3 separate regions of the Homo sapiens genome follow, and all the other regions are linked to region 1. Evidence: chromatin loops called from intact Hi-C (ENCODE). Cell type or tissue: heart left ventricle. All regions are shown on one strand. Links, peaks and the distances in the headings refer to the core of each region. The heading gives the core; the rest is flanking DNA.

Region 1 (6,756 bases), core at 567-5,566:
TTTAGTAGAGATGGGGTTTCTCCATGTTGGTCACGCTGGTCTCGAACACCTGACCTCAGGTGATCCACCTGCTGCCTCGGCCTCCCAAAGCGCTGGGATTACAGGCGTGAGCCACCGCGCCTGGCCTGTAACCATTTTTAAGTGTACAGTTTTATGATGCTAAGTACATTCACATTGTCTTGCAACCATCACAGCCATTCATCTCTAGAACTTTTCTTCATGTTGCAAAACCAAAACTCTGAACCCATTAAACACTTACTCTCCACTCCCTCCCCACTCCATCCTCTGGCAACCACCATACTACTGTCTGTACCTATCAATTTGGCTATGTTAGGTACCTTATAAAGGGGGAATCATTCAATATTTGTTCTATTGTGACTGGCTTATTCCACTTAGCATAATGTCCTCAAAGTTCATTCATGCTGTAGCATGAGTCAGAATTTCCTTTCTTTCTAGGGCTGAGTAATATTGATTTGCCTGTGTATACTACATTTTGTTTATCCATTCATCTTTTATGGACATTTGGGTTGCTCCCACGTTTTGGCTATTATGAATAATACTGCAATGAACATGGGTATAAATAGTGAGCTTTAATATTGTAATTAAGTTTTAATCTTTAATACGTATTTGATAGTCCAACTCAGGGATTGGCAAACTATGACCCTCAAGTCAGATCTAACCTGACATCTGTTTTAATAAATAAAGTTTTAGATAATAGAACACAATTGGATTTGGTTTGGGAAGGAAGGAATGTTGTTTGCAGAGAGTGGAGTTTGCATACAAGATTGACCAAAAGAAAAAAATAATATGTAAATACTTTGGAGGACAGAAATAATCACTTTTAGGGATGTGTTCTGTGACAAACATTACAATGATATAATCTTTGCATTACTTCATTTAATCCTGAGGAAGACCATAAAGTAGAAATTCCCTATCCATTCCTCTTTTCTAATAGATAAAGAAAACTGGGCTTGGAAAGTTTAAGTATTCATGCCTCTTTGGCCATAAAACTTCTGCTCTTTCTGCAGTATGGCACTGTCTTTGAAAATATGCAGACAACTTCACAGTCTAAAAGCATTTAATCCACCTCACAACCATAATTGTCTGCTGAAAGTGGTTTTGTTTTTTACCATGTTTTTTTTTTGTTTTTTTTTTTTTTTTGAGACGGAGTTTCACTCTTGCCCAGGCTGGAGTGCAATGGTGCTATCTCGGCTCACCACAACCCCGCCTCCTGGGTTCAAGTGATTCTCCTGCCTCAGCCTCCCCAGTACCTGGGATTACAGGCATGCGCCACCACACCTGGCTAATTTTGTGAATATATATATATATATATTTTTTTTTTTTTTTAAGTAGAGACAGGGATTCTCCATGTTGGTCAGGCTGGTCTCAAACTCCTGAACTCAGGTGATCCGCCTGTCTCGGCCTCCCAAAGTGCTGGGATTACAGGCGTGAGCCACTGCACCCAGCCTTTTGCCATTTTTAAGGGAGGAGATTGAGAGGCTTACGGAGTTTGTGCAAGTGTCTGAATGCATGCAGCGGGTAAGTGGCAGAGTCGGGGTTCAAACCCAGCTTCTCTTATTCTACAGCAGCTTTTCTCAACCCCTGCAACAATTGATGTTTAGACCTGGATAATACTTTGTTGTGAGGGGCTGTCTTGAGCCTTGTAGAATGTTTAGCAGCATCTCTGGCTTCTACCAACTAGATGTCAGTAACACCTCTTCCCCCTTGTGACAACAAAAACTGTCTTTAGATTTTGCCAAATTACCCCTGGGGGTGGCAATCACTTGGAGTTGAGAACCACTGGTTTATATCCATGTCTTTCGACCATGCCTCTCTGGTTTTCTACTCTGAAGCAATTCACAATCTAGTAGATGGTAGCAGACACACGGTTAAGTCTAAAACAGGAGAGTATTATACTGAGAGTCAGTATGGAACCCGGAAGAGTGAACCTAGTAGTTTCAAGAGTATAGGCTTTCCAGCTAGACTGCCTAGTTACAAGATTCAGATCCTACATTTACTAGTTGTTATCCATGGACTAGTTATTAGCATTCTGTACTTCAGTTTCCTCATCTCTAAAATGGGATTAATACTAATACTTGCTTGACACAAAGTAAACACCATGGCTATGGGAAGCTGAGGCCCCCTGCTGTGCAGGGCAGAAAGTGGGGATTAAGAGGGGTTCTATTTTGAGCCCACTGCCTGGTTTTCATTAGCTCTGCCGATTGATTTCCATAATGCCAACCCTGAGGGCTGAAGCCTATGCTTCTGGCCTCATTAAGGAAGGAAGAGCTGTTTTATATAGTTATTTTCTGGCTAGAGATTAAACAATTAACACCTTACCTGATTATACAAGTGAAGCAAAGGCTTTTAGCTCTAGTCTATCCTGAGAGAGTCATAGAAACACAGACACCAGTGTAGGAGTTCTTGGCCATTTTCTAGTTTAGCTACTTCTTTTACAGACAGGAGATGACTAAGATCAGAGTAAAATGATAATCTGCCCAGAATTGCAGAACTAGTTCCTAGGAAGCCAGAACTGATGCGGACCACTGCTTTTTAGCTCAGTTTGTTTCTTTCACTGATTGTCAGTGTTTTCTCAGAGAGATATAATTTGCAGATGCATAAGATACACTGGAGAATGATGATGATTGGACATTCTGCAGCTAATAGATCTGTTCCATAAATTAAAAAGACAAAATCAAATGAGTACTAAATTTTTAACTGTGAAAAATTATTTCTTAATAATATTTTCATGTTCAAGAATAACACTAGTATTTTTTTTCTAGAATTTATTTTGTTGTTTTTCCAGAATAGTTGCCTATGTTACAGGCTTCTGCTCTGTCTAAGGGAATAAGGAGAAGGCATTTCCTGAGACACTAAACAGGCTTTTCTCTAGTTACTCGATGGTGATAACTAGAGTAACAGTGTCCACTGCTGGCAAATCAGATAATTGCACCACACTTTACACAGTTGCTGTATGTGAGGAATAACATTTTACTTTCACCAGGATGTATTCTCAGGTAAGGGTTTTAAGGCATGCAATGTGAAAAGATGCCATTATTATTTAAGAGAAAAATATTAGTTTTATATTAGCCCAATAGTCAATTAATGATTGATCAGCAATCAATTTGCCTCTCTAAACCTAAGAAAACAACATAGTAACAATTCCTATTAAGATAGTTGAGGTTTAAAATATTAAGAGAGTAAAACATATAGTTTTACAAACTAAGGTTTGTACTTAATGCTACCCAATAAGCAAAAGAAATGATTACCATGATGCAACTAAGTTTTGTCATCATTTAAAACAATTACTCGCCAAAAATTTACCTGGGTTTATTCTTTTCAGGACATTCATCATAGGTGTGGAAGAGGAAAGTAGAAGACTATGGGAATGGGAATTCTTCCTTAATTTATTTGAAATACTTAAGGACATTTCAATTTGTTAAACCTTTGAAGCACATTTTGTAATCTAAGAATTTAATTTATTTAACTAGACAGTTGGACAAAAGCCTAACTAGAAATGGCCTCTTTTGCAAGATTTCTGTGTGCTTTAGAAAAGATTCCTGGGTTCAATGCCAAAAACAGGCAGCAGAGGGCCCAGGAAATGGAACTCTCAGGAGTCTTGCTGCAACTCAGGACAGTTTGTTACTCTCCTTTTAAAATTTCTCCTTGAAATTTGTACTTGTAAATGGTGAAAGATGTATTTTTCTTTTTGCTATAGGAAGAAAAAGTCACTAGAATACATGGATAAAGTGGTCTTATCGTGTTATTATAACTTATGGAAATCCACAAATAGCAATTCTAGTTATAGAAATATAGCTTGGCCAGTTAAGAGCTAGTGTGGAATCTTGCTGTTTACTTGCTTTGAGATTGGGTAACTACAGCTGTAGCTGGGAGCATACACTACACATGAAGGCTGTGCATATCGATGATGATTGTTAAATTTTGTGAAAAGGTGTTGACTCCATCTCTGCTCACTGTGTCCTTGCTTTGTGATGAATCCCATTTTTTGAGATTTGGAGCTGTAAGGTCCTAGACATCAGGACTGAGTAGTTTGAAAACATAAATCGCTCCGCAATGTTGCTCTTTTCAGCTCATGTGTTTATTCTTCTGTGACCCTTCAGGTTTTCACTTGACCTGCAGGATCAAGACTTGTTTTTTTTTCTAAGTCTTAGAGATGTCCCCAAAAGACTCTATCTGTTCTTAACTTACTTTGTTTTCATTTTCTGTCTTCTAGATCTTTCCACATGCAAATTTTATTTTGCATATGAAAAATTTGCTTATGAATGAAAAATATTTTTTAAAAAATTCTTTCAATATTTGTTGAATTTTACTGTGCTGGGAGCAGGGAATAGAGCAATGAACAAAACCTAAGGGACCCCTGATCTCATGGAATTTACACTGTAGAGGAGGAAGACTGATCATCAAATGTATAAAGACAAAAATCAAAATGAGATATGCTGACAAAAGACTTGAGCAGACAGAGAAAATAGGTGAGGTCTAAAGAGTGCAGGTGGTTACTGTGGATTGTCAGTTACTTTAGATTGGATGGGTAGGGAATGCCTTTCTGAGGAGGTGATATGGAGTAGAAACCTGAATGAAAGGACAGGGTCAACCCTATCAAGTAGTTCAAGTAGAAAAAAGCAATTTGTACAAAAGCCTCAAGGCGAGCACAAGCTTTTCATGTTTGAAGAATGGAAAGTAGGCCACCCTCTCTGCCTGTACTCTTTCCCATTCACCTTGGAAAGAACAGGTGTGCACAGGGGATATTTTTCTCATTCATCTCCCACTGGAGAATTAAGGCTCTATTGAATGCTTGAGCCTCCCTTCCTCTCCCTTGACCGCCACCTCTTGCATACTTCCAGAGGAAGAGGTGACCTCTTTTGGGAGACCTCCCGATCACCCTTTTAAAACACTGTTCTTCACTTTCTCCTGTATTCGACTTGTATTTGACAGCCTGCCTATTTCAGTGTGTGATCCTTGAGTTTCTCAGTAGCCAACCCAAGGCATGGATACAACTAGGGATTTACTGCTTAGAAGGACTTGAAGCCAGATCATTCAAGATAAGTCCTCTTTTGCAGGTCCAGAGAGGTGACTTGGCCAAGGCCATTTTGCCAGTTAAGGAGAAAAGAGAAGCAAAGGATTCTGCATCCCACCCAGAGCTCTCTGAATTACCTTGTTCTGTCTGTTGTAATATATCCGTCTGCAAAATTTTATTGTTTTCTCCAACTACTTTTTTTCCTTCTTCTCTTGTATATCATGGTTCTTTCACTTTTTGACCCTTTCATTCATGCTATTTCTTTCTAAAGCATGCCATTTCTTTGTCTCGTTTTTATTTAATATGAGGTGGTTTTTGACTTTAACTTTTTTCCAATAAACTAGATTAAATACAAAGAATGTCCATATTGAATCCTTCTGATAGTGAGACTGGTTCAGACGGATAATGCAGGTATACAAAACAGATTGACATTTACAGTCTGTGAATTAGAAACAAGGAAGAGGATAGAAGACTGCACATTGGTGAGATTTTTACAGAACTTTGTTACTCAAGATGCAAATCTAATAACCATGGTCAGTGGTGCATTTTAGGATTTCGCATTAACCCAACACCCTGGGGCTTCCTGGCCTAAGTGTAACATCTTCACTCAACCTTACTTAAGGTAGGAGTTAGGCTTACTGTCAGAGATAATGGACAGAAAGGATGTGCTGTAACTCTTGGGACCATGGAAAGTCAGACAAAAATAAAGTAAGAAATGGACTGAGATTGTTTAGTAAGCTGCCTGTGGCTTACTAAGCTATTTCTAATCATTAAAACGAGTTTGTGTAATGGTGCTGTTAGTAACTTTAAACGTATTTTTAGGAGAGCTGAAGAAATTCTGCCACTAATACTCAGACAAAGGAAACCAAGAATATCTATGAAACGCACAGATTGTATTGAACAATTGTTTCTCTGGAATGAGAAAGTATAACAAAGGAAAAGTTAGAGATCAATATAGGTTTTTCCATCCTCAAACACTGAATGTTTGACTAGGGCCATACCAAATTATTCTGATGTTTCCAATCTGCTCACTCCATGCCAGGGCTCCTCAGCCTTGGCACTATTGGCATTTTGAGCTGGTTAATACTTGGTTTTGGGAAGGGATGTGCTGCATGATGTACAATGTTTAGCACATCCCTGGCCATCAGTGCTCATCCCCACTCCATTATGATAACTGAAAAATGTCTTCGGATATTATCAAATGTTCCCTGGAGGGCAAAAATGCCCTCAGTGAAGAACTACTCTCCTTAATGAAGTTATCTTATTTTCTAAAAAGGATAATTCTGAATTATCATCTATGTCCTAATTCCAGCTAAGAATTTGAAGAAGCTTATGGGGGAAAAGCAAAGTTTGGTACATTTGTTGGTTTAAATACTGAAGGTCAAATGAAATGTAGTGGTGAGGGAGAGACATACACCCGATATCTAGGCTGAGGATAACAATTATATTTTAAAAATGTGCTTAGCTTTGAGATCCAAGAGGATACATTTAGAAGGAAAAATAAGTTGTATAATCCTCATTAATTTATAAAAGGGAAAAATAAATACTAATTTTCTACAAACAAAATTTTCTCAATGGCATGGATTTTATTGGGACAAACTTGGCAGAGTAGTATTTTGGTAGCCCTTTTTATTAGGAACTAAATCAATGTTCTTTCCATATTCATGTCTAATATTAACTCAAGATAAAAGCTGAGGAAAGAATTATAAACACTAATTTCA
Region 2 (6,756 bases), core at 1,227-6,226, 460 kb before region 1:
CTGATTGATATAAAAATTATTTTCTAATTATTTGGCCATGCTATTCCATTTTTCCTCTTTCAAAAAGAATTCCACTCTTCATTTTTTTTTTTTTCAGTCTGTTTCTTCTTAGTAAGTCACTGGCATTACATTCAGGTACTTTTAGTATTCTCTATTTCTTTACCTCACAAACCTTTTTAGACCATATTTAAATTGTAGTAATTTTTAAAAGCTGTATGACATGATCCTTTTGACACATCAAGGCCATCATGATATAGCTTTCCAATGTCTTAACCTTTATGGGATTTACTGGTTTTAAATTCTTCTATCTTACCTAGAATTGACTGATGTTTCCCAGAAGGTCAGGATATCAATGCTAATTTTAGCATCCTAACTAATAGAAAACTCTAAAAGTGGTAAAGATGTTTATTCCATTTTTTGTTTTTTGACAACTGATAATCAAGGAGTTAGTCGATTTTCTTTAAATCAACTTTTAAAATCAAATCAGTCTTTTCCATCAATCCTCAACTATATAAATCGACATCTAAGTTTATATACCATGCAGTAGAGGCAGTAGTTTTAATTTTTTTGAAATTATGAAGAAACTTCTAAATATATATATTTAAATTAGAGTTAAAATTTTTATGTCAGTTTACCTATAAAAATAGAAATAAGCTGGCATAAGTTTAATTCATTTACCTACAGAGAATGGGAGTGGTCAGTTTTACTTCTTTAAAATCCTTATCTCAAAAATATGATGAAATGCTAAGTTACTTTTGAGTAGCGGGTACTCTGGAGTTTGTTATATTATTTTTTGTAATTGTTTGTATCACTTTGCACATTGTATTTTCCTCCAAGTAGAATAAAATAAAATAACAGCTTGGTCTGAAATCCTTTGATTTTTCTGGGCAAGTAGGAAGCTGGGTTATATGTTGGTGAAAATAGAAAACTTGCCTGTTTTGTTAGGTTGGATTAGTGTAGGTGAGATGTGCAGATGAGAAGTAAATGAGGGTGAATTTAATGTTAGCTCAATTAATGAGTGCAGAAACATGCAAAGAATTAGGGCGTGATTTAAGCAGGGACTTTCTGCACAATTATTTAAAGGTAACGTGTTGTCTATAAAAGGCATACATTTTCTCATGTATACATGACCCTCCCCACAAAAGTACAGTTTGCCACCTAGATTTTAGTGGTTGTCCTTTTAAGAGGCGGTTTCTGGTAATATCTGTTATATATCTAGTTTACATTTTTCAAACAGCCCCTCAAGTAGGAGTCCAATAATAAGAATTAAAGGAACTTGAGTTTTCCTTAATGTTTTAGGTGCATTATATGCTGCTTTTGAAAATGTGAAGGTGGAACTGATTTTGGCTGGGTGGAGAAGCATTAAACCCATTTTTCTCTTTATTTCCCCCCCACCTCCAACCTCCCAACATGCATTTTCTAAGGTTTACTCATTATAATTTTTAATTTTTACTTTTCAAAATTCACTTTTAATAGAAGGCTGTCAGATTGGCTCCAAGAGCAAACAGCAGGCTGACTGGCGCTTGGCGGAGGAGGGAGAGGGTCGCGCGTTGGGTCTGGGTTTGGGGCTGGGGCTGGAGCTGGCGGGTGGGGAGACTTCAGGAGGGGCCCTAGCAGAGAGACTGCAGTGACACTGCCCTCCCTGGGCTGGTTGAAGCATCTCACTGGTGACGGGTCTGAAAGCACGTGGCTACGTCATGGAAAGCCAGTCTTTTCAATGCAAACTTCAACTCCTCCTCCTCCTCCCTCTAATGCCTGTAACTCACATCCGAGGCTGGGCGAGGAATCCGGAGGGGAGATTTTCCTCATGCTCACGGTTGTTGGAAACTGGAAGAGTGAGAGGAAGGAGGAAGGGGATTTGTGGCGCTCTCTACCTACTACAAGACTGACAAGGGGAGGGGGCACCTAAATTTGCATCTTTTCTTCGTGGTGATTGAGAACTGCAGGTTCAAACCGATCCCACTGAGCACTGGCGATTGATTATAAAAAAAAATCGACACTGGGAGAAGGGAGGCTCTGTCTTCGGCTGTCAGACTCAATCTCGGAGGTGGTATTGGTGTGTGAGTGTGTGTGGTGGTGTTTTTTTTTCTTTTTTTTTCTTTTTTCTTTCTTTCTTTCCTCTTTTTTTTTTTTTCCTTCTCTCCTAGGGGCTACACAATGGCAGTCTTCTCTCAGTAAGATGAATCCTGCTTTGCCTTCTGCAGATCCACCCATCCTCATAGCGATCAAGTAAAAAGGCTATGGTTTTCTCTTTGGGGATCTTTTGTGCATTACTGTTCTCCCTGATTAGTTTTGATCTCAGTTGGGATCTCTTTGCTTTTCTGTTTGGCTTCATGCTGAAAAAGGATTTTTTCTCCAACCCTTTGGTAATAATCCGGTGGTGATCGAGGGGGGATAAATCATTCACCCTGGCCGAAAACAAACAATCACTGAGAAGTCTCAAAGAAATATACCACGTGAGGGGAAAAAACTGGGAGAAGATCCGGAATATTATCGTTTTTCCTATGGTAAAACCGGTGCCCCTCTTCAGGAGAACTGATTTCAAATTATTATTATGCAACCACAAGGATCTCTTCTTTCTCAGGGTGTCTAAGCTGCTGGATTGCTTTTCGCCCAAATCAATGTGGTTTCTTTGGAACATTTTCAGCAAAGGAACGCATATGCTGCAGTGTCTTTGTGGCAAGAGTCTTAAGAAAAACAAGAACCCAACTGGTAAGCGAAACATGCATCATGTTATGTTTTTCCTCATAATAACCTGTCTGTTGCTCATCGAGCTAGATCTGCAGTTCTGCTATGCAGGAAGGCAGGGGAAACATACCAGGAACCAGGACAGTGTTGCATATAGAGGTGTTGCATGAATAAACAAGTAACAGCTGGATCGGCGTCTACGAACCCCAAAACCATTATTGGCATCCCTTGGCTGTGACACAATCCATCACTAGGAGGGAGGAGGAAACTTTTTTTTTTTTTTTAATGTATTTGGTTGCCTATGTTTGGTGGAATAGTGAAGGGCTATGGCTTAAGGTTGTGCCCCAGGCAGCTGAAGCTTCGGTAGTTGCCAGGAAAAAGAACCGCGAGCTCCCCTTACTTCTGCAGCAGGTTCGAGGGACGTAGCTGGGTTCCGAGAACCTGCTCTAGACTTTCTGATTAGCTTGCACAATATTCGCCACCACGATCACCTTTACCAAAGTAAAAGAGGCCCCCTCCCTCGCGGCCCCGCTCCTCCGTCAGCCCCCGCGTCCCTCCCCCGTCCAGCTCCGGGTGCCCGAGCATTAACTCATTCCCCCTGTCTGCCTCTGACACATCCTGCCACCGGGAATACTTGAGCAAGGCTTGCGCCGGGAGGGAACCCCAGACTGAGAGGACAAGCCCAGCCCCTCTAATATTTGTAATTGAAGTCCCCCCCTTTAGAAAGCGGTGTCAAAGCCCTGCGTCGGGGTCCCACAGGGCCAGGGGTGGGGATGAGCCAGGCCGTGAGTTCCTGCTTTTAAGCCTACTGGTGATCATGCGCCCCGATTCCAAAGGGCTCCAACAAGGGAACTTGCAGTACATTACATAAGAAATGCAAATGCATCTGATTTGGGGAGTCGGATCCCAGGGGTTCCCGTCCCCGCGTCTCAGTCCGAGGCGATTGGGGGCGGCCGCGGAGCTGTGGGCGAGCAACCCAGGGGAGGCAGGCTGGAGGGCTGCATGGTGGTGGCGGCGGCGCTGGCGAGGAGGCTGGGCGCAGCCTTTCCCGGAACCGCTCACGCTGGCAGCCGGGAGTGTGTGGCGTCCCCTAGCTCCGTTCAGGGTGGAGAGGGACCCGGGGCCGGCTGTTTTTGTCTGGGGTTGTGTCTGAAGGAGGGAGCGGGCAGATCGGCCGTCCCGCAGTGGCAGCCCGGGCTCTGGAAGCTCCTGACGCTGGCACTGCGGTGCAGTAGATCATGGCTCTCCACGGCCTCCCTGACGCCCTGGGCTCTGCCGGGGGCCGCACTGGCACCCAGAGCCCCAGCGACTGGGGCAGCAAGTGGCTGCTGCCCTCCAGCCTCCGAACCTTGCCAATGCAACGTAGCTGGGGTGGCGCGCTCCGAGGGGTCTGCCGCCTGCGGGTGCAGCGCGAGGCAGAGGAGGAGGAGGTGCGGGTGGGCGGGGACGGAGGCGGTGGGTGCGGAGGCTGAGACCGTTTGCGGCCACCATTCCTGCAGCAAAGGAGAAACTGCGAGTTGTTAGACAGTCTAAAAGGGCAGAGGCTCCTATGCTGGGGCGGAGAAGATTGCCCCCAGCTGGTACTTTGGGGTGGCAATTGAGGCTCTGGTAGTAGCCTCTGGCTGCTCCGTGGACTCGGTGCTGCAGTGGGCTCTGGGCTCTGCCCTGAGTCCTCCTCCCTGTGTTCTAGTTCTTACACCGTTTCTATTCACCCCATCTGTTTCCTCCTCCTCCGTCCTTTTACCCTCCTCTCTTCTTAACTCCTCAGCGTTTAGCAACTCTGAAACGACACACCAACCTGAGAATTGCCCAAGGGGAAAACAGTGTTGTCACCTTTCCACCCGCATGTCTAATTCAGCTATGAAGTGTACCCCAAGATGTACTCCAAGTCCCCGACATCAAACCTAAAACTTGCTGACGCTTGGTTCATACAAAACCAACTTACATCTGCAACACTATCTCACAGCCTAATATGAAGACCCTTTTTGCAAGACTTCTCAAAGTGAGAAAGGCCAAGGGCTGCAGTGGGAAGGGCAGGGGTGACTGCTTTACACTGCAAAAATGGTGGTCTTTTGAACCCTTCTTGTGTCTTTCTGTGAAAAGATTTAACTCTCTTCTGAGAAAGGAATAGTGCAAAAACATTTTTTATTTAGATGTGACCATTTGTCTTAGGGACCTTGAAGTCAGTCCTTCCATAGTACTGGAGAGTGGGAAATAATTTAGCACAGAACAGTAAGTTTCTTTGTAGGCCTTTATAATTTTTTTTGTAAACAATTTTACCGGAAACACTAAATTTCTCCCTATACACGAGTCACAATCTTATTACACTTCCTCCATCCCACCCACTTTCATCTCTCTGGAATAGTTTTTCCCCCCTTCCAAGGCATTTTTGGAAACTGTGGAACAAATGACAATTTATTTTTAGAACAATTCATTTTGCAGCTTATGAATGCTAAAGTATTTGGGTATGAATTGATGGGCTAACTCAAAGTGTATCTAAGAACATTACCAACTATTCTAATAGGATAATTTAGTGTTAGATAACCAGGGATATGAGTTCCAACCAGGGAGTTGGAGCATTTAGTATATATATATATTATATATTATACATATATATAATATATATATTTAAATGGGACATTAATGTGTCACATTATTTATCTTACCTTCTAAAAGTTTTAGCCTGTTAAGCTTGAATCGAACCCATGCCAAGCCATTCCCTTTCACTATTGTACTTCGTGAGTTCCATTCTCCTGCTAGTAACATAAAGCCTAAAATCTTTTGCAGGTTTTTGATCCCAAAATAGCAGTAGAACTAAAAAGTTAATTGGGTAATTAAAATGAAACAAACACTAAAATTCTTTTAACTGTTACAGCCAAAAGGAACAGATTGACTACTACCTATTATGTTATCTTAAATTTAAAAAGAGAACAATTAACTGGTTTCAAACTAAGAAACTTGGGAGAATACTGCCAAATACCAGTGAATTTGGTGTAAAGCACCTATTCTTATTTCAGAGATAAATAATAGGTTAATTTTCCTTCCTATATCTTTGGAAGTTATGAAATAATTTACTGATTATTTCCAATTCGCTAAACTGTCAACAAGTGTAGGTGGTTCAAGCATTCGTGGAATTTCAGAGCACCGCTATATAATCAAGTTGGTGTGAAAATAAGCAGAAAATAGAGTTACGAATTTAAGGACAAAGTTATTCATCTACCCAAAAGTTATTGATTAGCTCATTATTAATACTTATATAAGAGGTCTTCATTAAATAGTGTTTTGGGCTTGTTTTATGTAAAATTTAACTGGAAGAGAACATGAAAAATGTGTTTGCACAATATATGCTTTTTAAAATAAATTCCAATAGCTTAAAAGTCCTGGATATAAAGTAAATTTGCTATCTTCATTAAAACACCCAGTCTAACAACTATTATCAGAGAACACACACACACACACACACACACACACACACACACACTCTTAAATGTCCTACTTTCCTAGCAGAGCAACAGCTATGCATTTAGAATAAATGTTACCTGCTTCAACTTTCACTGTAGGAGTCATGCAAGGTGACTTTATTTTAGGCAAATCATTAAATAGGGAATACTAAGTCCAAGGCATTTATTTTGCTTGAAGGAGGCTTCATAGGTTTCTTTAAACCAGTATGATAGTTTGGATTGACCAATGTATATAATAGGCCCGTTCTGGAAATAATCTAGGTCACTGCACTTTAAGCCAAGGGTACTAAGGAAAGAAGTGTGGTTGAAAAAAGAAAATCCACAATAAACATAAATACTAAGGTCATGTCATTGCTGTCTCTTCAGGCACATAATGTAAAACAAGCAAAGGAAGCCACAGACCCTCAAATAGATATACCCACTCAACCACACACAGGATATCCCCAAACTTCCATGGCTTGGTAGGATTTTGGAAAACACAGATTTTAAGATAAATCATAATCTAAGAGGATTTTATTGAGTACAAATGTCAGTGCCCAGTGTTAGTACGAAGCAGACGCCCTAGACCTAGTTCTGCACAGCACACTGAGAACATTCCATCAATTCT
Region 3 (6,756 bases), core at 539-5,538, 72 kb before region 1:
TTCTGCAGGAAAAAGGCTTTAATCCTAGATTCCTATATCCAGCCAAACTAGCATTTGATTTTAGGGATAAAACAAAGGTATTTTTTGATATTGAAGAATTTAGAGATTATGTTTCACATATGGCCACTTTGAGTTAATTACTGGAGAATATACTTTAGCAGTCTAGGGTGACTATAAACACAATATGCTTTTCTCCCCCAGCACACATCCAAAAATCAACAAGTAAAACTGGAGAATACACTTCTACCCAGAAGGATGGACAGCTAGCAGCATACTTGGGGATGAGGAGCAAGGAATATTACAGATGTTACCTAGATGTTAATAAAGTTAAAGTGTATGTTAAAAAAAACAGGCTGGTCTGAAGGTAGTTAGTTATTTCAGTTGATTGTTCACAGTCAGTTACAGATAGAATTCCTTGTTCTACTTGCCTCTTGCCCCCATCTCACTACTGCAGTTGACTAGTCCTTTTAGAATTTATACTGTCCTAGCTTGTCTAAGAGTAAACATCCTATGCTACTGGGGGAGGGGCACACCTGTCAATATAACCAGTCAATGTAGCAGGAAAACAGGAGGGGGCAGTAACAGAGAAGCACAGGGGGAAAGATGGCAAGGTTAGTTAAAATAGAAAAAGCCACTGCTGTGCTTGGTGGCTCATACCTGTAATCCCAGCAATTTGGGAGGCCAAGGCAGATGGATCACTTGAGCCCAGGAGTTCAAGGCCATCCTGGGCAGTGTGGTGAAACCATCTACAAAAAATACAAAAAGAGGAAGAAGAAAGGATATTTCATAAATTTGTATCATTTGTCATGATGTGAATCTTGAATCTTTATATTAAATCTTTTGCCTTTGGAAAATAAAAGAAAAATATTACTATGTAATCTGGTTCTAAGACCTGTACAATACAGCTCACATTATGTTTAGGTCTAGGTATTTGTATTAATTCTGGTTCAACAATAAAAATTTTTAGAAAAATCAGCTATAGCAATTAACTAATCTCAGTTGTCTCACATTATTCCTTGTTTGTTCTAAGTGGCCTTGTTTAATTTTTAAAATTTAAAATATTTATTTTGCATTATATTTAAAATTTTAAAAATCTTTTCAAATTATCCTGATAGCAGGTTAGTTAAAATTTATAATACATATAGTCATATATATTGTGGTGCAGGAAGAGAAAATAGTTTGTTTTTGTAATTTCCCTAAACCACAATTTTCTCAACTGTAAAATGGGAATTATGTAGATTACAGTTAAACTACCTCCTAAGGTCATTTTGATGACTAAATGAACTAAAATACTTAAAATGATGCTTTGGCGTATATTGGCCACTCAAATGCAAGTTGTTATTCATGAAAATTCATGAATTTTATTGTCTCTTATTGAGAAGGGATATTATACCAAATTCATAAAATTCTCTTCCTAAGAGACTGATAATAGTGCTCTAATCTCTCAGCCTAGTTTTGAGCACTAATACATTAAATTTTGGAGAGTATTTCTATTGGTTTTTGCAATTTTTTAATAGATAGCACAAAACTTGCTGAAATGCTATTGAAGCTGAAAATATAAGTTTAACTAAGACTATATCCAGGGAGAGAAATGCATATTGTGTCTTTAAGTCGATTTTTTTTCTATTTAGGTAACAGCATGCATTGAGCTTTTAATTTTATTGGGAAGGCTGCTTTAGGATCTTTGGAAAAATAGCACAGAAGGAGACAGTTTTGTTCCTACCACCCTATCCTCCAGGCCTTGACCCCATGGGGAGTTTACAGTCTGGACATGACACTGATGCATTGCCTCCATGTTTGATGGGCAGAAAGGAATGTGTAATGATTAGTCCACATATCCTATCCAGTGAACACTTAGAAACAGCCTACCATGAATTTTCTTGAAAAGAATTTACTTTACAGTCTTTCTTTGCTAAGAACAATGGTTGATAAGAAAAATTAATGTATAATTGATAGTATACATTTTTCTTGCTAGTCTAAAGGTAACTGTTTTTTAAATTCATTCTTCTACTATGGATCTTTTGACAATCAAACATTTTCAAGTGTAGAGCCTGTGACAATGTGAAATAAGTTAACAGATTTTAAAAATATATATTCCTTTGGTGATACGAAAGCAGAGCTTTTTTCTATTTAGACAGATGCGTGGTAAATAAAAGTATCTAGAAATGTAAACAAAGTATAAATTCTGCTGATGTTTCTCATAAATTTTAGCAGGCTGAGCACGGTGGCTCACGCCTGTAATCTCAGCAATTTGGGAGACTGAGGCAGGTGGATCACATGAAGTCAGGAGTTTGAGACCAGCCTGGCCAACATGGTGAAACCCCATCTCTACTAAGAATACAAAAATTAGCCAGGCGTTGTGGCACAGGCCTGTAATCCCAGCTATATGGGAGGCTGAGGTAGGAGAACCGCTTGAACTCAGCGGTGAGCTGAGATTGTGCCATTGCACTCCAGCCTAGGCAACAAGCATGAAACTCTGTCTCAAAATGAATAAATAAATAAATGAATGTTTAGCAGAATAGAAAAATCTTTTTGACTGAATCTAGACTTCAACCATATTTTACACACATGACCGTTCTTAATTCTCATGCCCTCTTTCCATCTTTTTTCTGCAACAAAGAACCATGGCGATTAATATAAAAAAATAAGTTTGTCATATTTTATTTATTGTGTTTTTAGCTGTTCTGTATTATGAAATAATCATTTACATACGAAATAAGTGACTGTGGAGTAGAAAATGGAAGACTTGTGTTTTTGAATAATCAAAAGCCATTATATGTCTTTTTAAATTCAAATTTCCAACTATTGTGGACTGAGGAAAAAGTTGAATGTAACTCTTGATTTAATTGAATGTAAATCACTTTTCGATAATTGGTTCCTCTGCATTGCTTATCATTTTTGTTTGCTTTAGTTTACCTGGGATCCAAGTCAATGCACTTGCGATGATGCTTAAAATATAGACACAATCTTATCACTTCCTGGCTATCTTTTATACTTAGCTTTTTCCGTGCACTATTAGGAATATGCCTGGTTCTGGTCAATCTATACATATGTGAAATTATACTGAATATTATAGAGTTGTTACACTAGTGGAAAAAATTTTCATTTAAAAATTAACTAAAAGTTGCTTTTTGCATTACAGCTATGTTAGTCAACCAAAATGTTTAGAAGTCTTTTTTTTTAATTTTATTATTATTATACTTTAAGTTTTAGGGTACATGTGCACAATGTGTACATCACTATTCAGTTCAGGTACTATGAATAGTGATTCCAACTTGGCCAGGCTGCTGTGGCTTAAGTCTTGGCCTCATCATTTACCTGTTTGACCTTAATGTTCATTAACTACTCCATACCACATTATCTTCTTATTTAAAATGATACTTTTATAGATTTTTAAATTTGTTGTAAAGATTAAATTCATTAGTACATTAAAAGTACCTGACATATAGAAATCACTCATTGAACATTAGCATTTGACCTCCTTTGTGCTCTTTCTATTGGAAGACGTCTGCTCTAAACCTGATTATGCCTCTTGCAAGCTGTTAGACTCTAAGCAAGTCCTGTCATCTCTCCACCCAAAGATATCCTTGGTTTTAAAATAAAGATAAAATGCTTATTTGACACAATTGTCCGAACAATGAAATAAAATGTCATATATGATCAAGCCTAGTAGGTAGTAGGGGAATATGAAACAAATAAACATGAAAAATAAACACTTCCAGGCAACCTTACGCTTCTGAGATTGGGAGGAAGGCTGATTAAGCCTAGGAAATCACTCATTGTGTTTAAATTGTCAAATTGTGCAGCCAATGGATTCTGTTATTCAAGAATTGCACAATTCCTTTGGGTTTATTCATCTGTTTATTTATAAATTCATGTTTCAGTGGGGAACATCTTAAACAGCTCCATAGCGAGACAGCAGTTAGTTTGTGAGCACCTCAAAATTTGTGACAGAAACCTAAAATACCATTTGACAGTGTTTTCTTCCAAGAAGATAATCCTTAGAAAAACTGTAATACATGCAATCAGTAATTTTCTTAAAATATCTGTATTTTTAACATTTATTCTCATGGTTTTCTCAGAAAGGCTTATGATTGATCCAATTTTTAAATTAAATTTTAGCACACCTGAGCAGGAAATACTACATGTAGAAGGCTGAGTGCATTTAATTTTTACATCATTTCCTTCTTTTTCTTTGCTCTTCTCTTTCCCCTGTCCTACTTCTTTTTATCTCTGGTGTTTTTTGTTTGTTTCTTTTGTGTGTGTGTGACAGGGTTCTGCTCCGTCATCCAGGCTGGAGTGCAGTGGCATGGTCATATCTCACTGTATCCTTCACCCCCTGGGCTCAAGCAATCTTTCTGCCTCAACCTCTCGAGTAGCTGGGACTACATGATTCTGTGTTAGTATCTATGTTTTTTACTAAAATTGGTGAGGAGATGCTTTGAATGGGTAATTCATCACCCCATTAGCAGTCATGAATACCCCGGCTTGTATCAACTCCATTGGTGATCACTTGGCATCACTTTATGAGAATAAACAGAGATGAGATTAATAAGGGGGCTCAGACATCCAGAAGAGGCGGGTTTCATATGTGAGCCAGTACTGGGCATGGATGGAAAGGCTGAAAATAGAAAGTGAGGCAGTGCCACGGGAGAGCTGCTCTCTATCCTCACAAGCCCCAGTGCGGGAGGGGTTCCTCTTCTCTTACCATCTTCATTTTGTCACACTCCAAAAACTCAAGATATTACATGACCACACAACTTTACTTTTAACTTGTTTTGCTTTGTTTGGTATTGAGTCTATTTCATTTCACTGCAAACAGAAATCTACTGTGAAAGACCTTAATTTTTGGCATTGCCTGTCCTTTATCAGCTGCCTCATGTTTGTCTAGCTATATCCTGCCAGTGACTAAAATGACCCCCAAATGACAAGCTTTGGCAGGAGCATGTGTATGAACCTTTCAGACACAGACAAAATAATCTAGAGAAAAATTCTCCAAAGGCCCAGACATAACAAAGGCCTGCTAGGAAATCTAGATTGTTACCAGAGAGTAACTACTTGTCACCGTAGCATTAAAGACTTTGATTTCTCTTTCCAGACTCAAGCACAGGAGTGAGAAATATTATGATTATAATGAAATTTTAATTTTCATAATATTCATGGCTTGTGTAGCTGAGACCATGATCTTTTCTTCTCTGCCCCTTCACCCCCAGCCCCTCCTTCTCTTCTGTCCATTTCCACAAGGCATTTTCAGGTCACTGGATCGGCAAATTGATTAGTTTATATTTAAAGTTTAGGGACTGTTCAAAACTGAATGTGACATCTCCCTCAGTGGCAGCATGATAAAAGACAGTGATATTTTACTCCTGTCCCTCATTTTGGTCTCCAAGCTAAACCTAGAAAAATCTCAACAAACAAACATATTTGGGTAGCAAAAATAAAAGAACGAATTTATTACCACAAATTACCATTCATGAACAAAGCCATGAGTGATCGCTGAAGATGGATGATTTGCTTCATCTGTCCTTTAGTTAAGCAGTTCTCCACTTAATTCAGATGCTGGGAAAATATTTCCTTGGCAGATGGGTGAGCTGGAGATCAGTATTTATAGAATCATTATACCCTGTCACATTGTTGCAGAGAACACTCTGAGAGCTTGATGACCGGAGACTTTGCACTTCTGTGGTCGCATTTCTGTGATCCTTCCAGAAACCCTCTTCTAAAGACTGCCACTCCCTGTATGGCAAAGCATCTTCCAAAAGTCATTCTGAAGTGATCCTGCCTGGGTTTGTCTGAGCTGCTCTCTATGCTCTCAGCTATGGATAAGCTTCATACTCCTGCGTATGGCAAAGCATCTTCCAAAAGGCGATCCTGCCTGGGTTTGTCTGAGCTGCTCTCTATGCTCTCAGCTATGGATAAGCTTCATACTCCTGCGTATGGCAAAGCATCTTCCAAAAGGCATTCTGAAGTGATCCTGCCTGGGTTTGTCTGAGCTGCTCTCTATGCTCTCAGCTATGAATAAGCTTCATACTCCTGCAGCGTTAGGAATAGACACTTAAGTCTTATTCTCCCAGGTATAATCAAGTAAGAAAAGGGAAGGAATATGGATTGTAGATCAGTTTTTTAATATATTGGGTACATTTTGTTGGAAGCTCCAGGAGAGAAGGTTCAAAGTATGTAATCACAGTACTTTTCTCCATATAGTGTTTAGGAAAATATAGTAAAGAAGGCAATTAATAAAATGTTATTACAACAATGCTATCCTAAATGATTCCCAGAGGAATGCAATATAACAAAAACAATGTCTTCAAGTTTTCAAAATCTTGTTCCCATGGAGATGGGACTCTCATCCTCTCATAAAGGGCACATCACTAAAATAATACACTAAAATGAACAATGGCATTATTAAAAATAGAAAACCTATTCTAAATATACTCAGTTCTTAAATTTAGCATATTCTGATTTATGTAGGCAATGTTAAGAGAACAAAAACTCACTTTGATTTTCTTAAGTGTAAGTTTCTCCACGTTCTCTCATCCTTCATCCCTACCCACAGATGATTGAAATTGAGCAAGTGGCTGTCACTCTGACATACTGCCCCATTGTTTCCTATCTTTCACCATTCTGCCATTTGCCGGTTGCCAGTTGCATTATCTAAAATACAGTAATCTGGGCAGGAAAGCATTATTATCATCTTCATTTCACAGACGAGAAAGCTGAAATCAAGGGAAGTTAACATATCCCAGTATTGTAGCC

What was found. Hi-C counts contacts between places; a loop is a spot of excess contacts. Peaks named below come from ENCODE experiments on the same cell type or tissue, not always from the same donor. Only the 100,000 strongest peaks of a DNase experiment are listed, where the experiment ranks them.
Region 2: a loop joins it to region 1, with 4 times the contacts of the local background. A loop is called at or near these places in 9 of 110 quality-filtered maps.
Region 3: a loop joins it to region 1, with 2.0 times the contacts of the local background. A loop is called at or near these places in 3 of 110 quality-filtered maps.

The regions. Positions count from the first base shown.
Region 1 is chr13:101,938,404-101,945,159 of GRCh38, reverse strand. It overlaps a transcript of FGF14 not described here. Among named protein-coding and RNA genes, the nearest start is that of FGF14, 25 kb to the right of the region's middle. In heart left ventricle, for the core only: CTCF peaks have their summits at 1,962, 2,162 and 2,938; no DNase peak of the experiment used is centred there.
Region 2 is chr13:102,397,427-102,404,182 of GRCh38, reverse strand. It overlaps a transcript of FGF14 not described here. Among named protein-coding and RNA genes, the nearest start is that of FGF14-AS2, 6.2 kb to the right of the region's middle. In heart left ventricle, for the core only: no CTCF peak of the experiment used is centred there; DNase peaks (open chromatin) are centred at 1,552, 3,822 and 4,082; H3K4me3 peaks cover 3,742 bases; H3K27ac peaks cover 2,035 bases; H3K27me3 peaks cover 905 bases.
Region 3 is chr13:102,010,665-102,017,420 of GRCh38, reverse strand. It overlaps a transcript of FGF14 not described here, the pseudogene L1TD1P1 and the pseudogene RNY1P2. Among named protein-coding and RNA genes, the nearest start is that of MIR4705, 32 kb to the left of the region's middle. In heart left ventricle, for the core only: no CTCF peak of the experiment used is centred there; no DNase peak of the experiment used is centred there; H3K4me3 peaks cover 185 bases; H3K27ac peaks cover 2,141 bases.